Linked DNA regions of Mus musculus: region 2 is linked to region 1. A link is a loop called in an ENCODE intact Hi-C map of the cell type or tissue named here. Cell type or tissue: heart. All regions are shown on one strand. Each heading gives the region's core, and the rest is flanking DNA. Links, peaks and the distances in the headings are about the cores only.

Region 1 (3,890 bases), core at 1,302-3,801:
CACCATTTCTAAAGGAGGTGGCAAACAGAGAAGACTAATCCCTTCCCTAGGTACACACAGTGAATCAAGAGCAAATTCCTACTGTTTGTTGGGGGTTTTTTGTTTTGTTGTTTTGAGTTTGATGTTACAACCCTGACCTGAGATCACAGTCTGATCTTATAAACCATGAGATGGAGGCAGAAACTATCAGCAAGGGGTAGCCCTTCCCCTACCCAACCAGAAAGGAACTTGCAGAGCGGAGTTTTGCTCTGCACAGTCATCCTCTAATTTCAGCCCCTGGCTTTTCTGTCACCATACCTGGGGTCGAGAAGTAGATACGTAAAACTAGACTTTGTAATGCCTTCCCGCCACTTCTTCAAGGGATCCAGCCGCTGAAAGCACTGAGCCAGGGCTTCCTCATCCACCTGGCAGTCAGGGATGGTGCCTGTCCTTAGTGCCTCCGCCAGTTCTTGGCTATGCCCTACATCAGCTGGGGAGGGGAAACGGATTCAGGGTGGAGGACAAAAGCTGGTGAGGGTGGTTTATCTAACAGCCAAGGCAGGATTCCTGGAGTGTAGCCAGACTCTGAATACCACCACCTAAGGACTCACCACGGCTAGCCTGGGCTTCCTGCAGCCGCCGTAGATAGTGTCCTCTGGTGAAAGGTGTGACGGGTCCAGGGCTATAGCCCAGCGCCCGCAGGGCCTGGAGGAGCTGCAGATCCGACATGGGGGGCACCGAACTGTGGGGGTGCAAAGCCCCCAGATCCCCATCACCAGGCAGTACGGGTTTGTCCGTGTCCCTTGCAGTCAATGTCAGGACCTGCGGCTGGCAGTTGGGTGCTCCCTTCCCAGCTGACACAGCCCCACGGGTTACCCACAAGCCAGCCACTAGCTCCAATGCCCCCCCAGGGCGCCCGGGCTGCAGAGAGTCCTCCACTGCAGTGACAAACGAAGCATCGCTGCTGTAGTCTGAGTTCTCGGTGGCCTCAGAGCTCTGGGGATGCACAGCCACCTCTACAGCCTCCACCTCCAGCTCAGCTCTATGCACGTGCAACTCCGAATCTTGAGAAACTCCAGAAGACTCTGCTAAGGCAGGTCCTTGGCATGTTTCAGTTTCAAAGCTACCCTGGGCTACATGAAACGTCTCTGCATATAGATGTATAAATGTATGGATAAATAAGTAATCAGATATAACACAGATATAAACAGGTATGATATAGACATGATAAATGATATAGGTGCGAGATGACTGACAGGTAGGTAATTGGCATGATAGTTATGTGACCGATAAGATAGACCATGGATAGTGATTGACACGATAGATGTACAAACAGAACTGGGCCGGGCAGTGTGGTAGCCCGGTACACCCCCTCAGTTCCTCTCACCTGTGGGTTCTCGGGTCTCATCAGGCTGGGTGGGCGTGTCCAGCTCCTGCAGCACTCGTGCGCAGTTGTGGTGTCGCTGCTGTAGTGCCCAGTCCAAGGGCCTGAGCCCATCCTGTGCAGTCACCGTCAGCAGGGGGCGTCCTTAACCCACCCTCCTGCCACCCATGTGTGCCTGCGCGGGGTACTGACCTGGTCCCGCAGTGTGGGGTCACCTCCTCGGCTCAGCAGCAACTCCAGAGCACCACAACAGCCCCACGCGGCAGCCACATGCACAGGCGTCAGCCCCTCCGCGGACCTGGGATCCCCAAAGACAGAGGAGAGGTGTGCGGCGTTGGTTCCTTTCCTAGGCAGTCTCGCATAGCCCAGGCTAGCCATGAACTCCTGCTCCTCCTGCCTCAGTTCCCCGTGCTGGGATGACCGGTGCCCACTACCATGTGAGACTCTAATTCACGGTCATCCTCTTGCCTCAGTCTCCCAGAGTGCCAGATGACAGTTATGGGACACCTTGTACCCGACCTTGGAAGCAGACATTTCCATCTTAGACCTGACTGACGCCTCGGACCCGGAGCCTGACGTCCAGTGCCGCTGTCCCAAGTCACGCCTACCGCACCCAGGGACCCGGGCCGCGCCTCACCGAGCATTGGGATCCGCTCCCCAGCGCAGCAGCATCCGAAGGCAATGCAGGGCGCGCGGGTGGCTCGCTCTGGCTGCCAGGTGCACCGCCGCAGCGCCATCGTCCAACACCAGGTTGGGGTCCGCTCCGAGGCGCAGCAGCTCCTCCACAGCCCTGCAGGAGGACGAGCACAGTAGACCTCAGACCTCCTGACCACCCGGGGAGCAGAAGGTCGGGTAGCACCCGGACCCGGCCGCCCTCACCGCGCCTCCTCCTCGCGTAGTGCTGCTAGCAGCCTCAGAGCCAAGCATGCAGTATCGGCCATGTCCCATAGGAGTCACCGCCCTCTGCAGTTCAAATTCGCGCGGCAACTGTCTACGCACGCGCAGCCACGCCCACCTCTGCTTCTGGCCCCGCCCCACGCCGATCGGGATTGACTAGCTGCACCCTACGTCCGGAGCAAGCCAGAGGGACTCCAGGGTTTGGTGCGTACATCTGGGATGCCAGGAGAATTACAGCAAATTCCAGGGGAGCTGGGGATAAAGAGCGGGGCCTCTCTTTGTCTTTAACAAAACAAACTCCTGGATACCCCTGACGGACCTCAAGGTATTCAAAAACTTACAGTCATTCTCCTGTCTCAGCCAACCGAGTGCTGGGATCAGACTCCCGAGGAACAGCATGGCACAGCTGAGTTGGCTGTAGCTCTGTGGAGTAGAGCTTTGAGAGGACCAGCGAGACGGCACAGCTGGTCAAGATGCTTGCTGCCAAGTCTAGTGACCTGGGTTCGATACCCAGAACCCACACATTGGAAAGAAGGAACAGGCGGACTTCGACACGTGTGCCTGGGCCGGGAGCCTGCACAAGCACACGCACGTGTGCACATACACATTAATTAATTAAAAAATATAAAGAGCTTCATTTTCCTTATTTGCAAATGGGAGTACAGGGCTCAACACTAAGTGCCCAATAAATGCAAAGGCCAGAAAATCAAGCTGACCTACTTTTTAAATTAACTAAAGTGTGTGGGTGTTTTGCTTGCATGACCAGAAATGGGGCATCGAATCCCCGGAAAGTGGACTTGTGAGACCCCGTGTGGGAGCTGAACCCGGGTGTTCCGCAAGAACAGCTTGTGCTCTAAATGGCTGAGTCATCATAGGCTCCTGGCCTATTTTTTATGCACCGTTTGATCCAGTGCTTCCCAATGCGGGCCCTGCTAACCTAGAACTGGCCTCCTCATGTCTCAGCCGCCTGTATCAAGGTGAGCCCAACTCCCACCCACTGCCATTTTGTTTTCTATAAATGGAGAAGGTGGACAGGTTGAACCTCTGGTCTGACCTGGGGCTGGGGGGTTCCTGGGTTTCCCTTCCTCTTCTAGGGCGCACACCCTATGTCCCCATCCTTGCCTAGGACATCAGGGTTCCAAACCCTAGGCAGTGATTGCTCATGGCGAGACCACATGGCTACACAAGTTCAATCAGATCAGGATACTGAGATTGGGGGTGACAGGTGTCATCAGAACCCACTTCCCACTTGGAGCTGGGACTTTTGTGTATCTAGGAGGTCCCAAATATGACAGCCATACCAGTTCCACTTTCAATAGATCTTCCCTGTTTCTGGAGGACTTTCTGGATAAAAGAACATCTGGAGTGGGTTCTGTAGGATGAAGAGGAGTTTGGAAAGCGCAGTGAACACCAGCCTGTGGGTTACTCGGATACAGCTGAGCCTGAAGCCATACACCACTGCTTTGTTTAGTGCCTGTTTTCTGTGACATTAATAACAGGTCTCAGTGAGCCCAAAGTGACACCAAGGGTGGGCTCAGGGACCTCAGATTTTTATTCCGGTGACAAAAATAGTCCCAGGAAGAATGAATTTACAGTGGACAGAGTGGGATTGAGCATGGGCCAATAATAG
Region 2 (4,969 bases), core at 2,470-4,969, 130 kb after region 1:
AAAGGAACAGGAGGGGATAGAAATGGACACGGACACACACACACACACACACACACACATACACACACACACACACACACACACACACACAGACCAAAAGAGGCTCAATGCGTGCACCGTGTGTGAAAGGATGGCTATCTTGAGAGCGTGGGCCCATGAAGGAGATAATGCAGCTTCTCAAAGGCATGTCGATTGGGCAACCTCTGAGAATGGAGTCTGGTATAGCTAATCTTGCAAGAAAAGTGACAGTTTGCTTCCAGATGGGGACAGAGTCTCCAGAAACTCAGGTCAGTGGTGATACAAGGAGAAGAGAAACAATGGCCCTGCTGTGCCTGCCAGGCTGCTTCGGCTGATTCACCTGCCCTACTCTTCCCCTGGTCTCCTTCCATGCAGTGGCCAGCGGGATCTAGCAATCAAGGCGTCCCCACCTCTCCTGACTCCTGCAGGTGACCCTGAGATGCACCGAGGCTAGCGGGGACTGCAGCACAGCATCTATAACCACCTTGGGTCCATTCCATGTGGCCCACTCTACTCCATACAACCCATCATCATCATTGGTCAACACACTCCTGCCAATGCAAGCTGGGGACACTACAGCATCACATGGTGCACAGATGGCCCTGGGGCAAAGAATGGCCCCCCACACCAGATGTCAGGACAGTTTGACAGCCAAACTTGGGTAAAGGCTATTTTAGAGGGTTAGGGAATACAGACACAGACTTGTTGGCTTTTTGCTTTCTTAGGGTGCTGTGGATATTTGGGCTGTTTGTGTGATAAGAGCTAGAGCATAAACTTAGCCTCCCAGCCTCGCTTCCTGGTTCTAGAAAAGTCTAGGGATCTATCTCCAAACCCAGCACCTGCCTGAGTCCATTTTGAGAAAGGACTCTTTCCTGGTGGTTGAATGGAAAAGAAAATTGAAACAAACTAAAGCAGAGGCTACAGCAAGTATCCCAAAGAGGAGAGTGACAGGATATCTGTTCCTGTCACTCTGGGTTCACCACTGACATGGCTTCCCAGGATTGACTGCAGACCAGACACTCTTCCCAGGAAACATAGTGGACCCCCCCACATCCCAAGTCTTGCTCTCAGTCTTCCCAATTCTGCCCCTGTGATAACTCATGTCACCTGTCATTGTGAAGGTCTGCCTAATGGGAATGCCATTCTTTCCATGTAAAGGGACAATAGCTGTTCCTCTGAGGCACAAGGAGATCTCAGCTCTGCTCTCAGGAGGCAGCCAACCACTTGGCACAACCAGCTCTTGCTTGGTTAATTTTGGACCCATTCACCACATGTTACCAGAGAGATAAGGAAAGGGAAGCCACAAGTTCATGGTCTCTTGTCAGGAAGGGAGTCAAGCCCAGGAGTCCTGAGTCCCCACCTGACCCACAAGGTACTAGCTAGACTTGAGAGAGGGTTTTACCCAAGTAGGAGGTCAAAGCCAGAGCATTGTGCTTCATGCAGGTAGCATCCTGGACACCTGACTGGAGGTGTGGCTCTATGGTGGAACACTTACCCAGTAAGCAAGCACAAGGTTCTAAGTTCCGTCCCCAGCATTTGCAGGGCAAGAGACAGAAAGTTGGAGCTGCATAAAACCAAAGGGTGTGTACCAGAAACATGAAAGTTAATAAGTGGGGTTAGCTCTGGAAAAAGGCTGACACAGGCCAATCCAAAGGAGAAATAGGCAGAGTCTTGCCCCAGGCCAGACCCCAAACAAGGCGCTTGCTTCTTCCAGGAGACCTCCACTGAGTCACAGCTCCAAGTAAGCAGGAGAAAAAGTGTGTCATGCATAGGAAAGTTCATGTCCTTCCTGGGGTCTCAGGACCAAAAAGTCTTCGATATTCCAAGGGGCATGACTTGCACCGTGTGCCCTTGGGCAAGCTAAGTTGAAAGATTTCTTCCAGAACATTCTTGAAGTGAATGGGGCAGTCATGTCTCTAAGGCTTCCTTTATATCCAGATTCCTGTACCAAATGGAGCTCTAAACCTGGCCTCCTTTCAGCAAGCACACAGCAGACAGGGAATACTGGTAAGGGGGGGGGGGGAGAAAGTGATGCCAATCAAAACCAGGCAGCTCCAAGGCCTTGTAGGAGCAGAGAGGCCGGTGACAATAACTTTATAGTTGCTCATGCCACCTCCAGCCATTCCTTGACACCTTAAGATACTGAAGTCTCAAAGACTAGACAATACCCAACAAGGTAAGGAGATACAACCTGAGGGGCTGCTAGGTGGATGTCTTAAAGTGCTGGAAAATGAGCCAAAGAGGCACAAAAGGACTCCCCTATAAAGCCTTGGGAGTTAGGGTCCCTAGAAAAAGAAGGGAGGGTTTGTTGGCAGCTGTGACTCCACGGGGCTGAGATCTCTGCCACCGCTGAGGTATACATTTCCTGTAAGTCATTTAAAAACAAAAAACAAAAAACAAAAAAACGTTTAAGTCCAAGGATGTGACTCTCTTGAGAGAGTGGCTTCCACCCTACCGGCTCCCTTTCTTCTGAAACGCAGTTCGGGTGTCAGAACCCCACCCCCACCCCGCAACCTCCTCTAGAGTCCAGCTACTCTTTTCTTGAGCAGAAAGTGATGTGCCTATCAAAGCAGAGAGAGAACCCAGAGGGCGCTGGGACTCGCCCTGGCGGATCACCCAGCTGTCCGGGAGTGAAGTCAGGAAGAAGATGAATCAAGAGGGGAAGGCGGGGGCGAGTCTCCAGAGGCTGCACCCCGTCATCTCCCTTTCCTCCTCCTCTCCACTCCTCCGGCCCTCTGAGGAACTGTTTTTGCGTGTCTTTCCAGGCCCACTCTTTTAGACGTTCCAGCCCCAACAGTGGGTTGCCACAGACCGTTTCCCATTCTCTGAGAGCCCGGCGCCTCTCTGACACCCTAGGGCTCAGACCGCGAGTGCAGAAGTCCCTTTCCCTAGCACGGCCCCTCGGCTCCGCCTTCCTGGCCTCCCCCGTTTCCTGAGATCCCCCCAGATGCCACCTTAGCCACGTCCTCTCCTCAGCCGCCGCTGAAAGACGCGGTAAGCCCGCCAGTCTCAACCCCCTCAGCGTCCACGCGTCCCCCAGGCCGCATCCTGCCCTCACGTCCCACGACTTCAGGAGCAACCCGGTGCACAACCCCGGCTCGGGTCTCCACTCACGGCCGCCGCGAGAACTTACCTGGACCTCGGGCCGCTGCGCGCCACCGGTCCCCGGCCAGCCTGCCCGCTGCTCCCGGCCGCCCCGCCCCGAAGCGACCAGCCTCGCCCGCCGCTGCACCGTGCGATTTCACTTCCGGGTTCCGGAGGCGCTGAGTGGGCGGGCGCCAACTCGTCGGAGAGGCGGGGCGACTCGAGGTCCCGCCCCATCTAAAGGCGCGCAGCGAACGCCCTCTGCGGTTGGTGCATTCCAGATGCTAAGTGTTCCACAGCTGAGAGGGGCGGGCGCTATGATAGTCACGCCCCTCCCCAGCAGTATTTTAGCCCGCTCAGGTTGGTGCCGGAAGCCCACACGTCTGAGGGACACCTTGGAGCCACGCCCTTTTTCGGCGCTCTTGGCCAGGCTGAACGAACTGTAGCAAGCTTGGAGCCCGCCCCGCGGCTCGCGTGAAGAGAGCACCCTCCGGCTTCCAGCACTACTCCCTGCCTCCTAGCGGGCGGGACCCTGAGACGCTTGCCTTTGAGTGGAAGGCGGGAGAATGGCGGATTCCTCAGAACGGGACGCAGGGTGAGTTGGGATCTCAGAAGGGCGGAATTTAGGGGCTCCTGTGGGTTGGCCAAAGACCAGATCCTGGGCTCACAGGCAGCGGAGCTGGAGAACTGGGATCTTATGAGCCAATGCCCGAATCTCTCCCAGACCAGAAGCCCAGGCTCTGAGCCGCTTCGGTGCGTGCTGGGGAGCTGGGGTCCCAGATGCAGTTCAGAATTGGGGTTGTGCGTGGACTTTGGTGGACATTCTCTCTTTTTCCCCTTGGAGACAGTGGTGTTTTTTGTTTTTTGTTTTGTGTGTGTGTGTGTGTGTGTGTGTGTGTGTGTGTGTGTGTGTATGTGTGTAGCTGATCCGGAGCTCTGTAGACCAGTCTGGCCTTGAATTCACAGAAATCTGCCTGCCAAGTGCTGGGTTCAAAGGCATGTGCCACCACCACCTAGCCTTCCTTTTTTTAAAGGAAAAACGTGACCCTACATGGTAGCACGACTTTAGTCCCAGCACAGACCTTTTCCTAGGCCTCAGGAGCTCTAGGGTTGCTTGTCGCACTCCCCTTTAGCCCTGACTCACTACACCCATGGGTGTTTGCTTAAGAGTCTGAAGGATGAGGGTCACGGGCTATTGTGACTGTATACAGCAAAGGACACTCTGTGAAGGTCAAGTGGGTGAAACAAAGGCTCTTGCCACCAAGCCTCATGATCTTATTTTGATCCATGGGTTTCATATGGTGAAAGTAGATAACTGATGTACTGGCCAGTTTTGTGTCAACTTGACACAGGCTGGAGTTATCACAGAGAAAGGAGCTTCAGTTAGGGAAATGCCTCCATGAGATCCAGCTGTAAGGCATTTTCTCAATTAGGGTCAAGGGAGGAGGTCCCCTTGTGGGTGGTGCCATCTCTGGGATGGTAGTCTTGGGTTCTATAAGAGAGCAGGCTGAGCAAGCCAGGGGAAGCAAGCCAGTAAGGAACATCCCTCCGTGGCCTCTGCATCAGTTCCTGCTTCCTGACCTGCTTGAGTTCCAGTCCTGACTTCCTTTGGTGATGAACAGCAATGTGGAAGAGTAAGCTGAATAAACCCTTTCCTCCCCAACTTGCTTCTTGGTCATGATGTTTGTGCAGGAATAGAAACCCTGACTAAGACAATTGACTACGCATTTTGTCCTCTGCCCTCCATGTGCACATCATGGCACACGAGCACTACAAACTACATAAAATGTAAAATGCTGAAATGCTAAGAGAAGAGGCCTATGGTAGGAGCCTCCTACACCTGAGACTCCCAGCCCTGAAAGGCAGG

The links. Hi-C counts contacts between places; a loop is a spot of excess contacts. Peaks named below come from ENCODE experiments on the same cell type or tissue, not always from the same donor. Only the 100,000 strongest peaks of a DNase experiment are listed, where the experiment ranks them.
Region 2: it touches region 1 in a loop (2.1-fold over the local background); 2 of 42 quality-filtered maps call a loop at or near these places.

Annotation. Positions count from the first base shown.
Region 1 is chr8:71,404,450-71,408,339 of GRCm38, reverse strand. Babam1 (BRISC and BRCA1 A complex member 1) reads right to left here. Exons shown (of 9, transcript NM_026636.2): 9 at 3,568-3,890. Ankle1 (ankyrin repeat and LEM domain containing 1) reads right to left here and starts at 2,328. Exons shown (of 9, transcript NM_172756.3): 1 at 2,243-2,328; 2 at 2,001-2,153; 3 at 1,556-1,661; 4 at 1,367-1,478; 5 at 591-1,127; 6 at 298-469. The coding sequence starts at 2,304. Gm39193 (a long non-coding RNA gene) reads left to right here and starts at 2,329. Exons shown (of 2, transcript XR_870504.2): 1 at 2,329-2,464; 2 at 2,621-2,992. In heart, for the core only: CTCF peaks have their summits at 1,496 (motif pointing right) and 2,311 (motif pointing left); DNase peaks (open chromatin) are centred at 1,469, 2,359 and 3,279; H3K4me3 peaks cover 1,758 bases; H3K27ac peaks cover 2,050 bases.
Region 2 is chr8:71,271,012-71,275,980 of GRCm38, reverse strand. It overlaps Haus8 (4HAUS augmin-like complex, subunit 8), which reads left to right and starts at 3,391. Exons shown (of 11, transcript NM_001163042.1): 1 at 3,391-3,697. The coding sequence starts at 3,669. Myo9b (myosin IXb) reads right to left here and starts at 3,267. Exons shown (of 40, transcript NM_001142322.1): 1 at 3,152-3,267. In heart, for the core only: CTCF peaks have their summits at 3,399 and 3,609; DNase peaks (open chromatin) are centred at 2,700 and 3,410; H3K4me3 peaks cover 2,291 bases; H3K27ac peaks cover 2,054 bases.